2 separate regions of the Homo sapiens genome follow, and region 1 is linked to region 2. Evidence: chromatin loops called from intact Hi-C (ENCODE). Cell type or tissue: endothelial cell of umbilical vein. All regions are shown on one strand. Each heading gives the region's core, and the rest is flanking DNA. Links, peaks and the distances in the headings are about the cores only. Region 1 overlaps WWP2 (WW domain containing E3 ubiquitin protein ligase 2). Region 2 overlaps WWP2 (WW domain containing E3 ubiquitin protein ligase 2).

Region 1 (9,653 bases), core at 932-8,931, 54 kb before region 2:
TCCAACTTCTGACACCTGCTTCCACAAGCAAACTTCAGGTCTTCTCAAGAGAAAATGCCATATTTACTGTAGTGTTATCTATTTCGTAATCATTTAACATGTGTAAAACTGCTATCATTATTAGGTTCCTTTTTAATGTGTCATTGACAAATATTTTTAGTATTACATTCCTACTCACTTTTCCCCACAAGCCCTGTGGTTTTTATCCTTTTAACATATTTTTCTTTTTATTTTTTTAAAGACAGAGTCTTGCTCTGTTGCCCGAGCTGGAGTGTGGTGGTGTGATCATAGCTCACTACAGCCTCTGATTCTTGGGTTCAAGTGATACCCCTGCCTCAGCCTCCCAAGTAGCTAGGAAAACAAGTGCATGCCACGAGGCCCAGCTAATCTTTTTATTTCGTAGAGACAGGGTCTTGCTTTGCCCAGGCTGGTCTCGAACTCTTGGGCTCAAATAATCCTCCCACTTCAGCCTCTCAAAGTGCTGGTATCACAAACCAACGTGCCTACCCTCTATGGTTTTTAACTGCATAATTTTGCATCACGTGCTGACTTTTAGGAGCACATATGTTATAGCAGAGCTAACTGTATATGAAGAAAAAAGTCCTAACTTCTACTATTAAGCCTGATGTATCTACACTGATAGATATTACCTGTACTCACTGCCACTTCTTATTTAAACTGGGATGTCTGGTTAGTGGACTGCATTGATCAGCCCCTCAGAAGCTAGTCCAGAAACAGATACGTAAGGCCGGGTGCGGTGGCTGACACCTGTAATCCCAGCACTGTGGGAGGCCAAGGCGGGCAGATCACAAGGTCAGGAGATCAAGATCATCCTGGCTAACACAGTAAAACCCTGTCTCTACTAAAAATATAAAAAAATAGCTGGGCATGGTGGCAGGCACCTGTAGTCCCAGCTACTTGGGAGGCTGAGGGAGGAGAATGGCGTGAACCCGGAAGGCGGAGCTTGCAGTGAGCTAAGATCGCACCACTGCACTCCAGTCTGGGCGACAGAGCAAGACTCCGTCTCAAAAAAAAAAAAGAAAGAAAAGAAAAGGAAAGAAAAAGAAACAGATACATAAGGTTTTCAAGGTAAGAAAGAAGCAGAGGAGACACCATTACCCACTGAGAATCTACCACGAGCTACAGGCTAACACCATGTATGCAATCCTTGCCTTCATCCTTTAAGGTGGAATCACCATCACCACTGAGGAAACTGAGGCTCAGAGAAACTATGTAACTCTTCAATGGGATTCAAACTCAGCTCTGCCCCCCAAGCCCATGAGTTTCACCATGCTTTGCTGAAAGGAAGAATGGGCAGAAAAGGAAGATGAACTGAAATTTATAAGGACTCTACTACATGGCCATGTGCCAGGTGGCTTCCCAATCCTGATCTCAAAGTGAGCAGCCTTCCCTAGCACTGGCATTGAGGTAGGATCAAGATGACTAGGGAGGAATTATACAGGTTGAGTAGCCCCTTCTCTAGATGCTTGGGACCAGAAGTGTTTCAGATTTTGGATTTTTTGTTTTCAGATTTTGGAATATCTGCAGAATACATACCAGCTGAACATCCCTAATCTGAAAACCTGAAATCCTAAATTCTCCAGTATTTCCTTTAAGCATCATGTCGGAACTCAAAAAGTTCTGGATTTGGGGGCATTTCAGAACAGGAACACTCAACCTGTAATGGGTCCACAGACATTTCTAGGCTCCATTTTAATCACAATCTTCTGCTCAGATCTGATCTCCTGGAAGAAGGTACACATTTTGCACCACTAGGAGGGCTGGCCCCAAGAACAGTGAGATCTGGAGGTTCTACACACCCCCCAAAGCGGACAACTCTTGGTTGAGGACCAGAGTGCTACTGTTTAAAGACAAACATTAGACAAAATAAATTTAACCAAGTTTATTTAAGAATGATCCAGGAACTGGGCAGCACTCAGAACCAGGAGAGGCTCAGAGAGCGCTGCCAAGCAGTGTGAGCGGCAAGTCTTTAGAGGCTGAACACGGAAGCAAGGTAGAGAAATCATCTAAACAGCTACAGCTGGGCGTCTGCCTTATTTGGGCGTGGTCTGATCAGCTGCCTGCCTGTGACTGGCTGGAACCCAGCTATTTGTTACAAAAAACATATACTCCTAATTTGGGTTTTGGTTGGTTTACGTACTAAGTTAGGTTGTAGTTTGCTATGTAAGAACTGGAAGTATGGAGACAGCTTCAGGCTAACGGCCTCTTGCTTACTTATTTAACATGACAAACACCATTAAATAGCATGTAGGGATGTTTTCTCTCCCGGGCATTCTTGCTCAAGGCTCTGACTGATGAGACTCCTGGGGATTTGACCCAGATGCCCTGGTTCCTCCCACTGCAAAAGGGAGATCTTCATATTTCATTTAGTATTTTACCAAAAGGGCAGGATCTGGCAAAAGTGGCCAGATGAAAATGCACACTAGGGCCAGGTACAGTGGCTCATGCCTACAGTACCAGAACTTTGGGAGGCTAAGGCAGGAGGATCACTTGAAACCAGGAGTTTGAGGCCAGCTTGGGCAACATAGCAAGATCCCATCTCTATAAAAAAATTTTTTTAAATAGTCAGATGTGCTGGCACATACCTGTAATCGTACCTACTCAGGAGACTGAGGCAGGAGGATCACTTGAGCCCAGGAGTTGGAGGCTGCAGTGAGCCGTGATCACACCTCTGCACTCCAGCCTAGGCAATAGACCCCAACTCAAAAAAAAAAAAAAAGAAAATGCGCACTGGGTATAGTTAAAGATCTTCTCCCTCTGAATGCCCTTCTGATTTAAAAGCAAAGGGGTAACAATATTGCCAGCTCAAGAGGCTGGTGTTTCGTCTGTGGGGATTTGGCAGGGCCTTCTAGCACAGAAGACAGCCGACATACTGTAGCTTCACAGCAATTCTCCAAATACCTTCTGTCTGCTCGGTAACAGAGGAGCAAATCTGATACCCTCTTTATTCATCTGAATTTGGAAATGAAGAAAGTCCTGAGAAAGATATTTGGCTTAAGGATAAGTATTAAAAAATGAAAGCGCTGAGCGCCAATGGCAGCAAGCCTCTCTTTTATAACATCTGCTCCTAATGCAATTTAAGTAGCTGAGAACTCTCCAGCACTCCCGAAGAATTTAGCTGCATCCTTCCCTTCCTTGAAAACAGTTCTTTGGGTAGTTTTGTGGCACAAAAGCCCTAATACTAGTACGCTCATTTTTCAGTCACTATTTGGAAAACTCTAATATTTGGGTGGGCTGCCCCTTTTATAAAGACAAAATATCTGTTGTAGCAATTGGAGCTTAAAAACAAAACTTAAACACATTTTTCTTTCTTTCTTTTTTTTTTTTTTTGAGACAGATTCTTGCTCTGTCGCCAGGCTGGAGGGCAGTGGCGCAATCTCGGCTCACTGCAACCTCCACCTCCTGGGTTCAACCGATTCCCCTGCCTCAGCCTCCTGAGTAGCTGGGACTACAGGTATGCGCCACCACACCTGGCTAATTTTTTTGTATTTTAGTAGAGATGGGGTTTCACCATGTTGGCCAGGATGGTCTCGATCTTCTGACCTTGTGATCCACCCTCCTCGGCCTCCCAAAGTGCTGGGATTGCAGGTGTGAGCCACTGCGCCCGGCCATTTTTCTTTTATTCCAAAAATTCTTTCAACTTTCATCTTATCAGCAGTCTCCACTTTTGACATCTTTTATGTTCATTTGAGACAAGGAGAGAAACACTGATTTTATTACACTTTGGCTAACGTTTTAATATGAAGGTAGGCTAATGCTTCAAATTCCATGAAATAAATGTCTGTAATTGACACAGTGGTATTCCCACACACTGCCAGAAATGAAATCAGTGCTGAGTCCTCTTCCCTTATATTCAACAGTTTCAGCAGGTCTTCAGAGGACACAGGCCCAGATAAGGCCCACCCTTCCATCTTTGATCACGGCTGATGCTGGAAATGAAAGTCTCTCTTTCAGGGACTATTATTGTCCCGCAAAGCTCAATGTCCTTCTATGAACCCCCTCAACTGGCTTAGCGAGAAGAATAGTTGCCAGAGGAACAAGACCTTTCTTCCATCACCTTTTTTGATATCATTTTTTCCTTTTGCAGTTGGACCCCTGCTCAGATTAAATGTCCCTGCGGGTCCTCCCTGATCCATGACCTGGCCTGCCTCCCTTTCTCACAGAACCTCACTCCTCCCTCACCTGCATGGCTATTCATAATTCACACAAATCTCTCCCCTTCATTCAGGCAGCACAGTCGGTGGATTCTATCACCAACCAGACGAGCCTCCTGATTCCTGTTCCTCCTCAGTGGCCGCTGACTCACATAGATGGAGCCTCCGACTGTCTTGGTTTGGTCCCCCCCATGCCAAGAAAGTGACACTGGTATCAATTTTTCATCAGCGCATCCCTGTCAGAGGTTATATTTCTGTCACTTATAAGCAACTCCTTCACACTGAGATTAAAAGGCTTTTCAATCAAACTACCCACGGGTCTCAACACTGCATCTTGGTCACATGGGTCATCTCCTGTCCCCCTCGATAGCTTCCGTTGATGCTCTCAGGAACAGTGTTCAAAGCACCAAGCTTGTTTTCAGTCCCTACCCAACACATTGCTCCTTGGCCTTCAATGAGTAACATTTGGTTGGATCATGGACTACACGAGGTCTTTGTACTTCAAAGTACTTTAAAAGCAGTCTCCGTCTGACTGCAATTAATCTTAGGTACTTTTTCCTTTCCCTAAATTACCTTTGCACTGATGGATTGTAGCTGCCCTTGGTTCAGTTGTATATGAACCATGTTCCAACCCTACGTCCCAATCCACTCACAATTGCCATCTTCACAGGTTAAAGGCTAAACATCTCCATCTCATTATTAGAATGACATCAGCATCTCTCTCATGTTATCAGACAGGAAATCATCTGGTCTCCTGAACCATGTTTTCTTGTCAAAGGTTTCCCAAAGGTCTTCAGGAAATTAATGCTCAATTACCCGTTGTTACAGTGTGTGTTCAACCATTCTGATCACCATATTTCTTGGTCAGATTCACCTGTTTGAACCAAATCAACATTTCACCAAGAATAGGATTAAGCTAAAAGGGATTAAAGCTGGGCAAAGAGTTCGAGTGAATTTTAGATAAATTCTCTATTTATATATTTATTTATTTAGAGACGAAGTCTCGTTCTGTCACCCAGGCTGGAGTGCAGTGGTGCAATCTCAACTCACTGTAACCTCCATCTCCCGAGTTCAAGTGATGCTCCTGCCTCAGCCTCCCGAGTAGCTGGGATTACAGGGACTCGCCACCACGCCTGGCTAACAGCAATTCTTTTCAAGTGGCCCTTATAAATTGATACACCAAAATGGTCAAAATTTCAGTCTTGGTAAGAGCATTATCAGCTTGTATTATTCATTAATTTGCTTACTTTTCACTGACACAAGCACTGGGCATTATTAGTAAAGCTAACTCAATCAAAATCCACTCTCTCCATTAGAAAATAAGACCATGTGAAACCCCGTCTCTACTCAAAATACAAAAAAATTAGCTGGGCGTGGTGGTACATGCCTGTAGTCCCAGCTACTCGGGAGGCTGAAGCAGGAGAATGGCATGAACCCGGGAGGCAGAGCTTGCAATGAGCTGAGATCGCGCCACTGCACCCCAGACTGGGCGACAGAGCAAGACTCCATCTCAGAGAAAAGGAAATAAGACCACACCTGAACCCTTTCACATCCTAAAGAAAAGATGTCTTGCTGGTTACTTAGACAAAAATTAAACTTAAGAAGAATACACTGGAAGTACTCAAGTATTCTTAAAGCTGCCTCTTCAGAAGTTCAATGCCCCACAGGCAAAAGCTACATAAAATCACATTTTTGTATTCTATGCTCCTATAATAAATGTTTCTGAGCCAAGTCCTATTCTTCCTCCAAGCTTTGGCCACTTCCGGGGAGAACCATAAGATTTATTTCTTCTGTAGGGATGTTTTCAGGCTGTTTTATGAGTCAGCAATCTGTCTGCAGTGGAATATAATTCCTGTGCACTGTGTTTAGTGCTTCAGTAGGTCCTTTGTAAACTGGGTAGGAAATGTGTTAAACTCAGTCCTTCCCCGAAGGACCCTTCCTGAAATAAGGAACTAGCCTTTAAATCTAAGCACACTAACCTTTTAATAACTCAACAACCAGCACTTTATGCCTCCAAACACAGGATGGCATGGGAGCAGCTACCAAAGCTCCTGAATTAAGTCTTTCTTCTTATCTTTTTTATCTTTACCAAAGCTCCTCAATAGAGGTTGGCAACACTAGCCAGGCACGGTGACTCACGCCTGTAATTCCAGCACTTTGGGAGGCCAAGGCGGGCAGATCACCTGAGGTCAAGAGTTCGAGACCACCCTGGCCAACATGGTGAAACCCCGTCTCTACTAAAAATACAAAAAATTAGGCAGACATGGTGGCACGCACCTGTAGTCCCAGCTACTCAGGAGGCTGAGGCAGGAGAATCGCTTGAGTCCAGGAGGCGGAGGATGCAGTGATCTGAGATCGCACCACTGCACTCCAGCCTGGGTGACAGAGCAAGACTCTGTCTCAAAGAAAAAAAAAAAAGTTGGCAACATTAAAATATATGCATCTATAAAAAATTCTTTTAATTATCTTTTTTAAAAATAGAGACAGAGTCTCGCCATATTACCCAGGGTGGTTTTGAACTCCTGGGCTCAAGCAATCTTCCTGCTTCGGCCTCCCAAAAGTGCTGGGATTACAGGCGTGAGCCACTGCACCCAGCCTCTAAAAAATTCTTTTTAACATTTTTGCAGATAAAAGGTTGGCAGTATAGGGACAGTTACTATCAAGAACGATCAATGGGAGCAAAAATGGGTACACTCTTTCCAAAGGGCAATTTGGCCAAAAAACCTTTATTATGTGAATACCGTTTAATTATTTTTCTTGTGAATGGCCCTTAACTCAGCTACTTTACTTCTAGGACATATCCCAAAGAAATAATTAGGTGTCAAAAATTTAGCTATAAGTGCATCTGTTACGTCATATTACAGCAGTTACAGAAAAACTGGAAGCAACCTAAACACCCCCAAATGGAGAGTTAATCAAATAAATCATGTTATTCCTATAATGGGTATTCATTCCTTAAAAATAACATTGTAGATAAATATTGACTTGTTCAGGTATTTACAATATATTGGGTAGAAAAGGCAAGTTTAAAGTAATATGACTAAGACAATCAAAATTTTGTTTAGAAATTATATATTGTTTTTCATCAAATCTAAAATGCCATCGATTGTAAGATTATTAAACATAACACTAAGAAAAAAAACACTGCCAATTAAATTATGCCACCCCAGTGCCTATAAACCACAACTTGATTTTTTTTTTTTTTTTTTTTTTTTTGAGACGGAGTCTCACTCTGTCACCCAGGCTGGAGTGCAGTGGTACAATCTTGGCTCTGCAACCTCCGCCTCCCGGGTTCAAGCAATTCCCTGCCTCAGCCTCCCGAGTAGCTGAGATTACAGGCATGCACCAATACACCTGGCTAATTTTTGTATTTTTAGTAGAGACAGGGTTTCACCATCTTGGCTAGGCTGGTCTTGAACTCCTGACCTCAGGTGATCCACCTGCCTCGGCCTCGCGAAGTGCTGGGATTATAGGCATGAGCCATTGCACCCGGCCCACATCTTGATTTTTTAAACAAGTTAAAATGTGAAATAACATGCATATCAGAATAAATAAAATGTGGAATGTGTATAAAATTTGTGTTGTTGTTGTTGTTGCTGAGATGGGTATCTCACTATGCTGTCCAGGCTGGTCTTGAACTCCTGGGCTCAAGCAATCTGCCTGCCTAAGCCTCCCAAAGTGCTAAAGTTACAGGCAAGAACCACCAAGTGTGGCCTGTAACATTTTTATGTAACTTAGGAGTAGGGAAGAATTTTAGACAAAACACAAAAGACACATGAAAAAGATTACAGATTTGGCTATTTAAAATTATTAACTCTTGTACAATAAAAGGCACCATAAGCAAATTGAAAAGACAAGCCACAGACTGGGAGCAAATATTTGCAATGCGTATAATTGAGAAGCAATTTGTACCTAGCATTATTAAGAATCCTGCAGATTGGCTGGGTGTGGTGGCTCATGCCTGTAATCCCAGCACTTTGGGAGGCCGAGGCAGGTGGATCACCTGAGGTCAGGAGTTCAAGACCAGCCTGACCAACATGGTGAATTCCCGTCTCTACTAAATACAGAAAAAGTATCTGGGAGTGGTGGCACATGCCTGTAATCCCAGCTACTCCAGAGGCTGAGGCAAGAGAACTGCTTGAACCTGGGAGGCAGAGGTTGCAGTGAGCCAAGATTGCGCCATTGCACTCCAGCATGGGCAACAAGAGTGAAACTCCGTCTCAAAAACAAACAAAAACAACAACAAAAAAGAATCCTGCAGATTAAAAATAAATATATATAAAGACAAATAAAAAATGGACAAAAATAAATAGGCAATTTATAAAAGAAGAAACCAAAGAACCTAATAAAGACATGTAAAAAGAGGTTCAATCTCAATAGTAATCAGGGAACTTCAAACTGAATCCTCAAAGATGTACCATTCATGCCCATTAGACTGGCCCACATGAAACGAACCTGACAACACTAAGTTTTAGCAGGAATGCTTATGCATGCTCACAGGAGTATGAATTGGTTAGGTGACTCAGGCAATTTGATAATACCTACTGAAGTTGAAGATCTTCATTTCCTATAATGCAGAAATTCCAGTTGCTGTACAAATCTTTAAGAAATAACTGGCTGGGAGTGGTGGCTCACACCTGTAATCCCAGCACTTTGGGAGGCCGAGGTGGGCAGATCACCTGAGGTTGGGAATTTGAGACCACCCTGGCTAACATGGCGAAACCCTGTCTCTACTAAAAAAACAAAAACTAGCCAAGCATGGTGGTAGATGCCTGTAATCCCAGCTACTTGGGAGGCTGAGGCAGGAGAATCACTTGAACTCAGGAGGCGGAGGTTGCAGTGAGCCGAGATTGTGCCACTGCACACTCCAGCCTGGGCAACAGAGCAAGACTCTGTCTCAAAAAAAAAAAAAAAAGAAAGAAAGAAAAGAAAAAGAAAAAACCACATACACAAAAAGGCATGCACAGGAAAACTTTACTGCAGCCATTGTTTCATTGTGTTTTTTTTGTTTTGTTTTGTTTTGTTTTGTTGTTTTGAGATGGAGTCTCACTCTGTCGCCCAGGCTAGAGTGCAGTGGTACGATCTCGGCTCACTGTAACCTCCGCCTCCCTGGTTCAAACCATTCTTCTGCCTCAGCCTCCTGAGTAGCTGGGACTACAGGCATGCGCCACCACACCCGGCTAATTTTTGTATTTTTAGTAGAGATGGGGTTTCACCACATTGGCCAGGCTGGTCTCGAACTCCTGACCTTGTGATCCACCCAGCTCGGCCTCCCAAAGTGCTGGGATTACAGGCGTGAGCCACTGCGCCTGGCCTACTGCAGCCATTCTTTCTAGCTGTCAAGAAACAAGTAAATGGATAAATTTTTATCTGTTCATGTAACAGAACACCGTATAGCAGTTTAAATGCATGTCCCAAGTTCCATGTATCACTGTATACAGGGAATGAGATCAGAGAGTTCATGGAAGCTTCAGCTGT
Region 2 (9,653 bases), core at 374-8,373:
TGGGCAAAGGACCTGAACAGACACCCTGCCAAAGAAGATATACAGATGGAATATAAGCATATGAAAAGACTCTCCATATCATAGGCCGGGCAAGGCAGCTCATGCCTGTAATCCCAGCACTTTGGGAGGCCGAGGTGGGCGGATCACCTGAGGTCAGGAGTTCGAGACCAACCTGGCCAACATGGTGAAACCCAGTTTCTACTTAAAATACAAAAAAATTAGCTGGGCGTGGTGGCAGGTGCCACCCAGCTACTCAGGAGGCTGAGGCAGGAGAATCACTTGAACCTAGGAGGTGGAGGGTGCAGTAAGCCGAGATCACACCATTGCACTCCAGCCTGGACAACAGAGTGAGGCTCTTTCTCAAAAAAAAAAAGAGACTCTCCACATCATATATCATCCAGGAAATGCAAATTAAAGTGAGATATCACTAGATACCCATTAGAATAGCCAAAATCCAGAAAATGGACTACATCAAACCTGGTGAAGATGTGGAGCAACAGGAACTCTCACTCACTGCTGGTGGCAATGCAAACTGGTGCAGCCGTTTTGGAAAACAGTTTAGCAGTTTCTTACAAAACTAAGCATACTTTTACCATATGACCCAGCAATCATGTTCCTTTGTATTTACCCAAGCAAGTTAAAAACTTTGTTTTGTTTTGTTTTGTTTTGTTTTAGCTGGAATCTCGCTGCTCTGTCGCCAGGCTGGAGTGCAGTGGCGTGATCTCAGCTCACTGCAAACTCCACCCCCCAGATTTAAGCTATTCTCCTGCCTCAGCCTCCCGAGTAGCTGGGACTCCAGGAGCGCACTACCACGCCCAGCTAATTTTTTTTTGTATTTTTACTAGAGATGGGGTTTCACTATGTTGGCCAGGATGGTCTGGATCTCTTGACCTTGCGATATGCCTGCCTCGGCCTCCCACAGTGCTAGGATTACAGGCATGAGCCACCGTTCCCGACCGAGTTGAAAACTTTTATCTGCACAGAAACCTGCACACTAATGTTTATGGCAGCTTTATTATTCATCATTGCCAAAACTTGGAAGCAACCAGTAAATGAATGAATAAACTGTGGAGGAGGAATGTAAAAGTGAATGGATAAACTGTGGTACATGCAGACAATGAAATATTATTCAGTACCCAAAATATCAAGCCATGAGAAGACGTGAAAGAAACGTAAATCCCAATTACTAAGTGAAAGAAGCCAATCTGACAAGGCTATATACTCTATGATCCAGCTATACGACATTCTGGAAATGGCAAAACTATGCAGACAATAAAATATCAGTGGTTACAATGGGCTGGGGACGGGAGGGAGAGATGAATAGATGAAGCACAGGGCAGTGAAACTACTCTGTATGACAGAGTAATGGTGGATACATGTGAGGGCCAAGGCACGTGGATCACTTGAGTCCAGGAGTTCAAGACCAGCCTGGCCAACATGGGGAAACCTCATCTCTACTAAAAATACAAAAAAAAAAAATTAGCTGGGCATGGTGGTGAATGCTTGTAATCCCAGCTACTCAGGAGGCTGAGGCATGAGACTCACTTGAACCTGGGAGGCAGAGGTTGCAGTAAGCTGAGATTGAGCCACTGCACTCCAGCCAGTGGAATGACAGAGCGAGACTCTGTCCAAAAAAAAAAAAAAAAAATTAAAGAGTGAAACCTAATATACATTTTGGACTTTGAGTGACAATGATGTGTCAATGCAGGCTCATCATTCTAACAAATGTACCACTCTGGTGGGGGATGTTGATAGTGGGGAAGAGAGTATATATGTTTGGGGGAACCTAAAAGTGCTCTAAAAAAAACACGGCAGATTTCACCCAGCAAAAACAAACAAACAAACAAGAACACCAACAAAAAAGCAGATGGCAGGCTGGATTCAGCCTGCAAACCCTAGTTTGCTACGCTATCATCCCTAATATCTTACATGTCAACATTTCTAAATGACTTTTATTTCCTCAAATACATCAAGTTCTCTTACTCCTCCTTGCCTTCACTCATGCTGTACCCTCTGCCTGCAGTGACATCCCTGAACCCCACTTCGTCGGTCTGGCAAACTCCTTCAAAATACTGCTCAAATGTGGGAGGTCTTCCCCAAATCTCCCAGGCATATCTAGGTAATGTCCCACTACATTCCTCTTGCATGTGTACATACCATCACCATGGATCCATCACACTAGACTCTAACTCATCCATGCATCTGTCTCCTACTAGAGACACTCCCTGATGTCAGGGACCCTGACTTTTCATCATTTTTTTTTTTTTTTTGAGATGGAGTCTCAGTCTGTTGCCCAGGCTGGAGTGCAGTGGTGTGATCTCGGCTCACTGCAAGCTCCACCTCCTGGGTTCACACCATTCTCCTGCCTCAGCCTCCCGAGTAGCTGGGACTACAGGCGCACACCACCACGCCCGGCTAATTTTTTTGTATTTTTAGTAGGGACGGGGTTTCACCGTGTTAGCCAGGATGGTCTCAATCTCCTGACCTCATGATCTGCCCACCTTGGCCTCCCAAAGTGCTGGGATTACAGGCGTGAGCCACTGCGCCCGGCCGACTTTTCATCTTTTAATCACCACGACAGCTCAGAGCCTGGCATTCATGTATATCAAGTGAATATTGCCTTCAACGGCAGAGATTTGCCTTCCTTCCTCCTAGTTTATAACCAGCTTTCTGGCGCATGCCACATCTGGCATTATAAACATCTCTCTAGGCTCATACAGAGTAAATGCCAAATAAATATCTATGCAATAAATAAATGTATAATAAGGTACCATGTATCATTTTAATTGATGCAAAATAAACCAATGTATAAATGAGTGTGTAATTAATCTCCATGATTTTTTTTTTAAGAGACAGGGTCTCCCTATGTTGTCCAGGCTGGAGTGCAGTGGCACGATCATAACTCACTGCAGCCTCAAACTCCTGGCCTCAAGCGATCCTTCTGCCTCAGCCTCCCAAAGAGCTGGGACTCAGGCATACAGCCACCATGCCCAGCCATGATTACTTTTCAACGTCTGGCTTGGAGAATGCAGTGGGACCCTTGACCACTGTCTCAATCCTATTCCATATTTACCAACTGCTCAGAAGAAAGCCCTGCCTACAAGCAGGGACTTTGAGCAGGGACTATGTCTTAATTATAACTGAATGAATGAATGAATGAATGAATGAATGAATAAATAAATAAATAAATAACACTTATTCCATTGTCTTCCCCAGCAACAGAAATGAGGCAATACCCAGATTTTAAGCATAAGCTACTGCATGGGAGGACTTTCCTGCTGACAGGGCAACATCTCTAAATAACTGCAGTTCCCAATCAAGCAGCCTTTAGTCACCTCAGTGGAAGGAGGGGTGGCAACCGCCAGCCAACAATGACTGTGAGAATGGCCTAGTGCCCAAGGCTCAGCTCCTATCCACCCTCCACCCCTCCTCCCTGCTAGCTCTGCTTCCCAATTCTCCCCCGGCCCTCCCAGGACTTCCTGAAGTGTTCACAGTGGACTCACACCCGCCTGAGTTTATTTTTCTTTCCTTTCTGGGATAGGCTGTCTGCAGACACAGTTGATGATCTATTTAGAGCTCACCGGAGACGGTTAGGCTTTATAAGTCTCCGAGATTACAGATCTTTTAAATCTTCAGAGGCCGTTAATGCCAAGGCAAGGGAGCCAATAAATCTGATATGTTTTCATCAAAGCAGGACAAAAAAAGAAGAGTAAAGGAGTGAGAAAGAAAACTATCTAAGAGGCTCTGAAACTTTTCCATGTAAAAAAATCACTGGGAAAGACATCTTAAAATGCAGATTGTGACCAACACTGGCCACTACTGACAGCTGATGAGGGCCACAGGCAAATCCAAGGTCCCCAGGCCTACATGCACACACAAACACACACATACACACTCTCTCATGTGCGTTCACATGCATTCTTAAACAAAATAGCTTAAATACATATACACATAAGAAAGGAAAATAAATTGTTGAAGGCTCTATATATAGCTTCTTTTTTTTTTTTTTTTTTTTTTTTAGCAACAGCATCTAGCTCTGTTGCCCAGGCTGGATTGCAGGGTCTCCATCTTGGCTCACTATAGCCTCAAATTCCTGGGCTCAAGCAATCCTCCCAACTCAGCCTCCCAAAGTGCTGGGATTACAGGCATGAGCCACTGCACCTAGCTATTGACACTTCGCTTCTTGTTTGTTTGTTTTTTTTTTTTGAGATGGAGCTTTGCTCTTGTTGACCAGGCTGGAGTGCAATGGCACGATCTGGGCTCACCACAACCTCCACTTCCCAGATTCAAGTGATTCTCCTGCCTCAGCTCCCCACGTAGCCGGGATTACAGGCATGCGCCACCACGCCTGGCTAACTTTGTATTTTTAGAAGAGATGGGGTTTCTCCATGTTGGTCAGGCTGGTCTTGAACTTCCGACCTCAGGTGATCCACTCACCTCAGCCTCCCAAAGCGCTGGGATTACACCCAGCCTGCACGCTGAGCCACTGCGCCCAGCTGACAGCTTCTTAACTAAGATCCCTTATGTTAATCCCTATTAATGAAAAATTTTATGAATCAAAAAGCAAATTAAATGCATTCTTCTCATTTTGTTGTTGTTGTTCCATTTCCCTGTATGACTATGGAAATTTTACTGAGATTCTAGACAGAGGAGCCAGTTATTCAAGCCAGAGGAAGTCGTGAGGTGCTAGGAGGAGCAGCTCCACTCACAGACAGTCCTGTGGGCTTCATTCCAACTTGACTCCCTGCTATGGTTTGGATGCAGTTTGTCCCCACCAAAATTCATGTTGAAATTTGATTCCCAATGTGGCAGAGTTGGGAGGTGAGACCTAGTGGGAGGTGTTTAGGTCATGGGGGTGGATCCCTCATGAATAAATTAATGTCCTCTCATGGGGGTGAGTGAGTTCTCTCTGTTGGGAACCTGCAAGAATGGGTTATTAAAAAGAGCCTGGCCAGGCGCGGTGGCTCACAGCTGTAATCCCAGCACTTTAGGAGGCCGAGGCGGGCAGATCACCTGAGGTCGGGAGTTCGAGACCAGCCTGACCAACATGGAGAAACCCCATCTCTACTAAAAATACAAAATTAGTCAGGCATGGTGGCGCATGCCTGTAATCCCAGCTACTCAGGGGCTGAGGCAGGAGAATAGCTTGAACCTGGGAGAGAGAAGTTGCAGTGAGCTGAGTTTGCACCATTGCAGTCCACCCTGGGCAACAAGAGTGAAACTCCATCTCAAAAAAATTAAAAAAAAAAAAAATAAGAAAAATAAATAAAAAGGCAGGGCATGGTGGCTCATGCCTGTAATCCCAGCACTTTGGGAGGCCAAGGTGCGTGGATCGCCTGAAGTCAGGAGTTTGAGACCAGCCTGACCAATATGGTGAAACCCCGTCTCTACTAAAAATGCAAAAATTAGTCGGGCATGGTGGCATGTGCCTGTAGTCCCAGCTACTCTGGAGGATGAGACAGGAGAATTGCTTGAACCTGGGAGGCAGAGTTTATAGTGAGCCGAGATCGTGGCACTGCACTCCAGCCTGGGCGACAGAGCAAGACTCCATCTCAAATTTAAAAATAAATAAATAAATAATAAAAAGAGCCTGGCAGCAGGTGTAGGGCCTGGCACACACCTGTAGTCCCAGCTACTTGGGAGGCTAAAGCAAGAGGATCCCTGGAGCCCAGGATTTTGAGGCTGCAGTGAGCTGTGGGTGAGCCACTGCACTCTAGCCAGGGTGACAGAGCAAGACTCTAAATATATATTTCGTTTAAAGAAGAATAAAATAATGAACACTTGGGAGCCACCACCCAGGCAAAGAAACAACATGACCAGTATCTTAGAAACTTTCTCTGTACTCTTTTCTCATTACACCTGTCTGCCTCCTCCCAAGATAACCTCCTGAATTCAGGATTCATTATTCCCATTCTTTTTTCTTTTTTTTTTTTTCTTGAGACAGAGTCTCACTCCATCACTCAGCTGGAGTGCAGTGGCGCAATCTCGGCTCACTGCAACCTCCACCTCGGGGGTTCAAGTGATTCTCCTACCTCAGCCTCCCGAATAGCAGGGATTACAGGTGCACGCCACCATGCCAAGCTAATTTTTATATTTTTAGTAGAGAAGAAGTTTCGCCATGTTGGCCAGGCTGGTCTTGAACTCCTGACCTCAAGTGATCCATCCGCCTCGACCTCCCCAAAATGCTGGGATTACAGGCGTGAGCCACCACACCCAGCCCCATCCATTTTTTATAGTTTTACTGCCTCTGAAGGTATCCATACAACATGTATTGTTTGGCTTTGCATTTTTCAACTTTCTACGTATGACATCCTACTATGGTACTGTTTTCTATGACCTGCTTCTCTTGTTCAACATTATGTTTCTAAGATTCCACCATATGGATATAACCATTTTTCACCCATTTTTACTGTGAGACAGTATTCCATTATAAGAGTGTATGACAATTTATGATATAACTCTTTCTTTACATAATCAGACCTCTGATTCCATATTAACACAGTCTGTGGGCAAACAAATGTATGCCGCATGAATTGCTGGTGGCAGTCCCATGCTGGCTTCCATGTGCCAGACCAGATAAGTATTCTTTTTTTTTTTTTTTTTTTTTGAGATGGAGTCTGGCTCTGTCACCCAGGCTGGAGTGCAGTGGCTAGATCTCAGCTCACTGCAACCTCCGCCTCCCAGGTTCAGGCAATTCTCCTGCCTCAGCCTTCTGAGTAGCTGGGATTATAGGCACACACCACCATGCCTGGCTAATTTTTGTACTTTTAGTAGAGACAGGGTTTCACCATGTTGGCCAGCCTGGTCTCAAACTCCTGACCTCAAGTGATCTGCCCGCCTCAGCCTCCCAAAGTGCTGGGATTACAGGCATGAGCCACCACGCCCAGGCTTCATCTGATTATTCTTGAAGAAGAGGCAAGATCCCACTAAGAAATGGAGCTGTGAGACCTTGCTTAGCAAGCAAGTGGTGCTCTGCGGGATGAGCTTGGACGAATGAACCCCTCAGATAAAACCCTTTCACAGTTCCAGTTCTACAGCTTTACCAAGCAGAGGAAAGAAGGAGAGGAAAGGGTTGCTTTGACATCGCAGTCTTCACCTTCATGGGCAGGTCAGAGCACCTTTGTTTGATCACAGTGAATAGCACCCAAGTCCAAGAAAAACCTACCCTTCAGACAGCAAAAGCTAAATATTTAGTCTGGGAGACAGCAGGCAGAAGCCCATCATTCTCTCTGCCCCCAGAAAGCAAGGACAGCAAAGGACTGCCCTTGATCCCAAAGGTCTGATTCATCACCTCCCAACTACAGTCCTTGATGTAAACGCACCGGTAATGCCTCACTTCCCAGGCTTAGCAGGGAAGGGGGGTAGGCATGCACAAACGAGTCTCCAGATACAAAGAAAACCCACTGCCACTTCCACCGAGTGCTCCCGTTGTGTAAGGCCCTCTGACTGACATGCCTCATCTCAGTTCATTCCCACAATAACCCTGTGAGACAGGTGATACCCCCACTTTACACCTGAAAAAAACTGGGGATCCGAGAGGTTTTGTGACTTATCCAAAATCATATAGCAAGTAAATGACAGGCCAGGATTCGATCTGCATCTCCTGATTCCAAAGCCCTACACCTTTATCCAATAGACTCCTTGGCCACCGCCTACAGTCATAAGCATGTGTGCACAGTGACCTTCATACCTGCAACAGCAAAGTGGAAAGGGGGCTTTTAAGGAGGCAAAGAGACAGCCTTTGGATAATATTTGCAAAAATATTTCCTGCTGAATGGCAACAGGTTCCATGTGAGTGCAGAATGAATAGTTACTTAGATGGCAGAGGCCAGGGAAAACTCAGATGCTACACGTAGTAAAAGCCTGCAGCAGCTAACAGACTGCAGAGGACTCCGATAAGGCTTACACTATCGGAAGGTACCTTGCTCACCAGTAACTAACTAGCACTGAATGTCTACCACGTGTGATGGGCCAAAATGCATCCGATTTCCTGTTGCAGCCTGGCTGCTGCAACACCGATGACCTGGTGTCATTCTCAACACCAATGACAACAAACGAGGTTTAACAGGATCTCTGAATTTCAAGGTCGATCAACTAGAGGAATTCAGAGACCAGTAAATAGGTCAAGAATTTAGATCCAAACTTGTTAATAGCTGAATCTGACTTTGAGCCCCAAATTAAGTTATATGGGTGTGTTTGAGACAAACTTTCCAACTCAGCTAAAAGACTAAGATGTAGTTACTAGCACCAAAGCTGAGAAGGCATCACTCTCTAAAGAGTGAAATACTCAAGTATTCCTTCCTCTCTAAAAGAGTGAAATGCTCAAGTATTCCTCGCCCACCGCTGTTCTAGCTTAAGAAATTGTTTCCTCCAGTTCCAGGTGCCCATCATGGCTTTGTTGACACAAGATTTGCCAGTTACACTGTCATTCATCACCCCGTGAGACCCAACTATTGTAAGTCACCTACCGAGACACGGAAAACATGACTGGTCTTTGGGAGTGAGGCAACGCCTTTACAGTGACTTGGAGAAAAGAGAATGGGGAAATGGCATCTCTGCTTCTAATAAAGGTACGGAAAAAAGATCCAAACGTCCATCTTGTCTTGCTCCCGCCACTTGCCAGTCACCACAACCTCATAAGCCCACAAAACAACCAAATCTGGAGAAGCTGACAGCTGTCCTCAGAGGGATCTTTTAAGATGCTGCGGGTATTGGCTAAAATCATATTCCATTTTTCAAAGCATTATTCCCCCTCCCTAGGGTCTGTTTGGGAAGTTTTTTTGTTTTTTTGTTTTTTTTACAGACATAGTCTCACTCTGTTACCCAGTGCCCTGATGCTAGCTCAGTGCAGCCTCAAACTCTTGGGCTCAAGCAATCCTCCCACCTCAGCCTCCCAAGTAGCTGGGACTACAGGCACACACTACCATGCCCAGCTCATTTTTCTATCTTTTATAGAGACAGAGCCTCCCTAGGTTGCCCAGGCTGGTCTTGGAACTCCTGGCCTCAAGCGATCCTCCCACTTTGATCTTCCAAAAGAGCTGGAATTACAGGCATGAGCCACTGTGCCTGGCCTCGTTTGGGAAGATTTTACTGCCAGTTACTCACCTACTTTCCGCAAGTGATAAAGATTTACAAACTACATTCGTAGTTTGTACATTTAAGATTATTTTCCTCAAAATGTCCTCTAAATATCTGGGGATTTTGCACATTGCAATAAACAATAAACAAAGGTGCCAACCCTCTCCCCTCATCTCTTTATACTTAGAACTATTTTCCTGCCTAGACGTTCAGTTGCCATGGAAATGAGTTTGCACCACTAACACAGGTATAAAATGGGAATTTCAGTAAATAACATTACGTCATTTGTAATACGTATAACAAGTATAATATTTGGACTCTAAGCGTAGGAGGTCTTAACCAACATTACAAGGGAACCATGGGCCACCCCCAAAGCAGAATGCATGACAGAAAATTGCACAAAGAACCATTGCTCTAAGCATTTCTATGTGTATCCTGGAAGAATAACTGTGGCTGCAGCCCCGGACATACAAAAAAGCAGTCAAGTTTCCTGTTCAACAGTTCCTTTTATCCAATAACCTACTTAGCCAGTCCCAATCTTCATCAAGGAGCCTCTGACCCTTCTAAGAATCCTG

What was found. A loop is a pair of places that touch in the nucleus more often than their neighbours do. Peaks named below come from ENCODE experiments on the same cell type or tissue, not always from the same donor. Only the 100,000 strongest peaks of a DNase experiment are listed, where the experiment ranks them.
Region 1: a loop joins it to region 2, with 2.3 times the contacts of the local background. A loop is called at or near these places in 7 of 110 quality-filtered maps.

The regions. Positions count from the first base shown.
Region 1 is chr16:69,897,465-69,907,117 of GRCh38, reverse strand. All of the region lies in intron 8 of WWP2 (WW domain containing E3 ubiquitin protein ligase 2), which reads right to left. Among named protein-coding and RNA genes, the nearest start is that of MIR140, 31 kb to the left of the region's middle. In endothelial cell of umbilical vein, for the core only: no CTCF peak of the experiment used is centred there; no DNase peak of the experiment used is centred there.
Region 2 is chr16:69,843,004-69,852,656 of GRCh38, reverse strand. The region is part of intron 6 of WWP2 (WW domain containing E3 ubiquitin protein ligase 2); the gene reads right to left. Among named protein-coding and RNA genes, the nearest start is that of MIR140, 85 kb to the left of the region's middle. In endothelial cell of umbilical vein, for the core only: no CTCF peak of the experiment used is centred there; a DNase peak (open chromatin) is centred at 3,426; H3K27ac peaks cover 645 bases.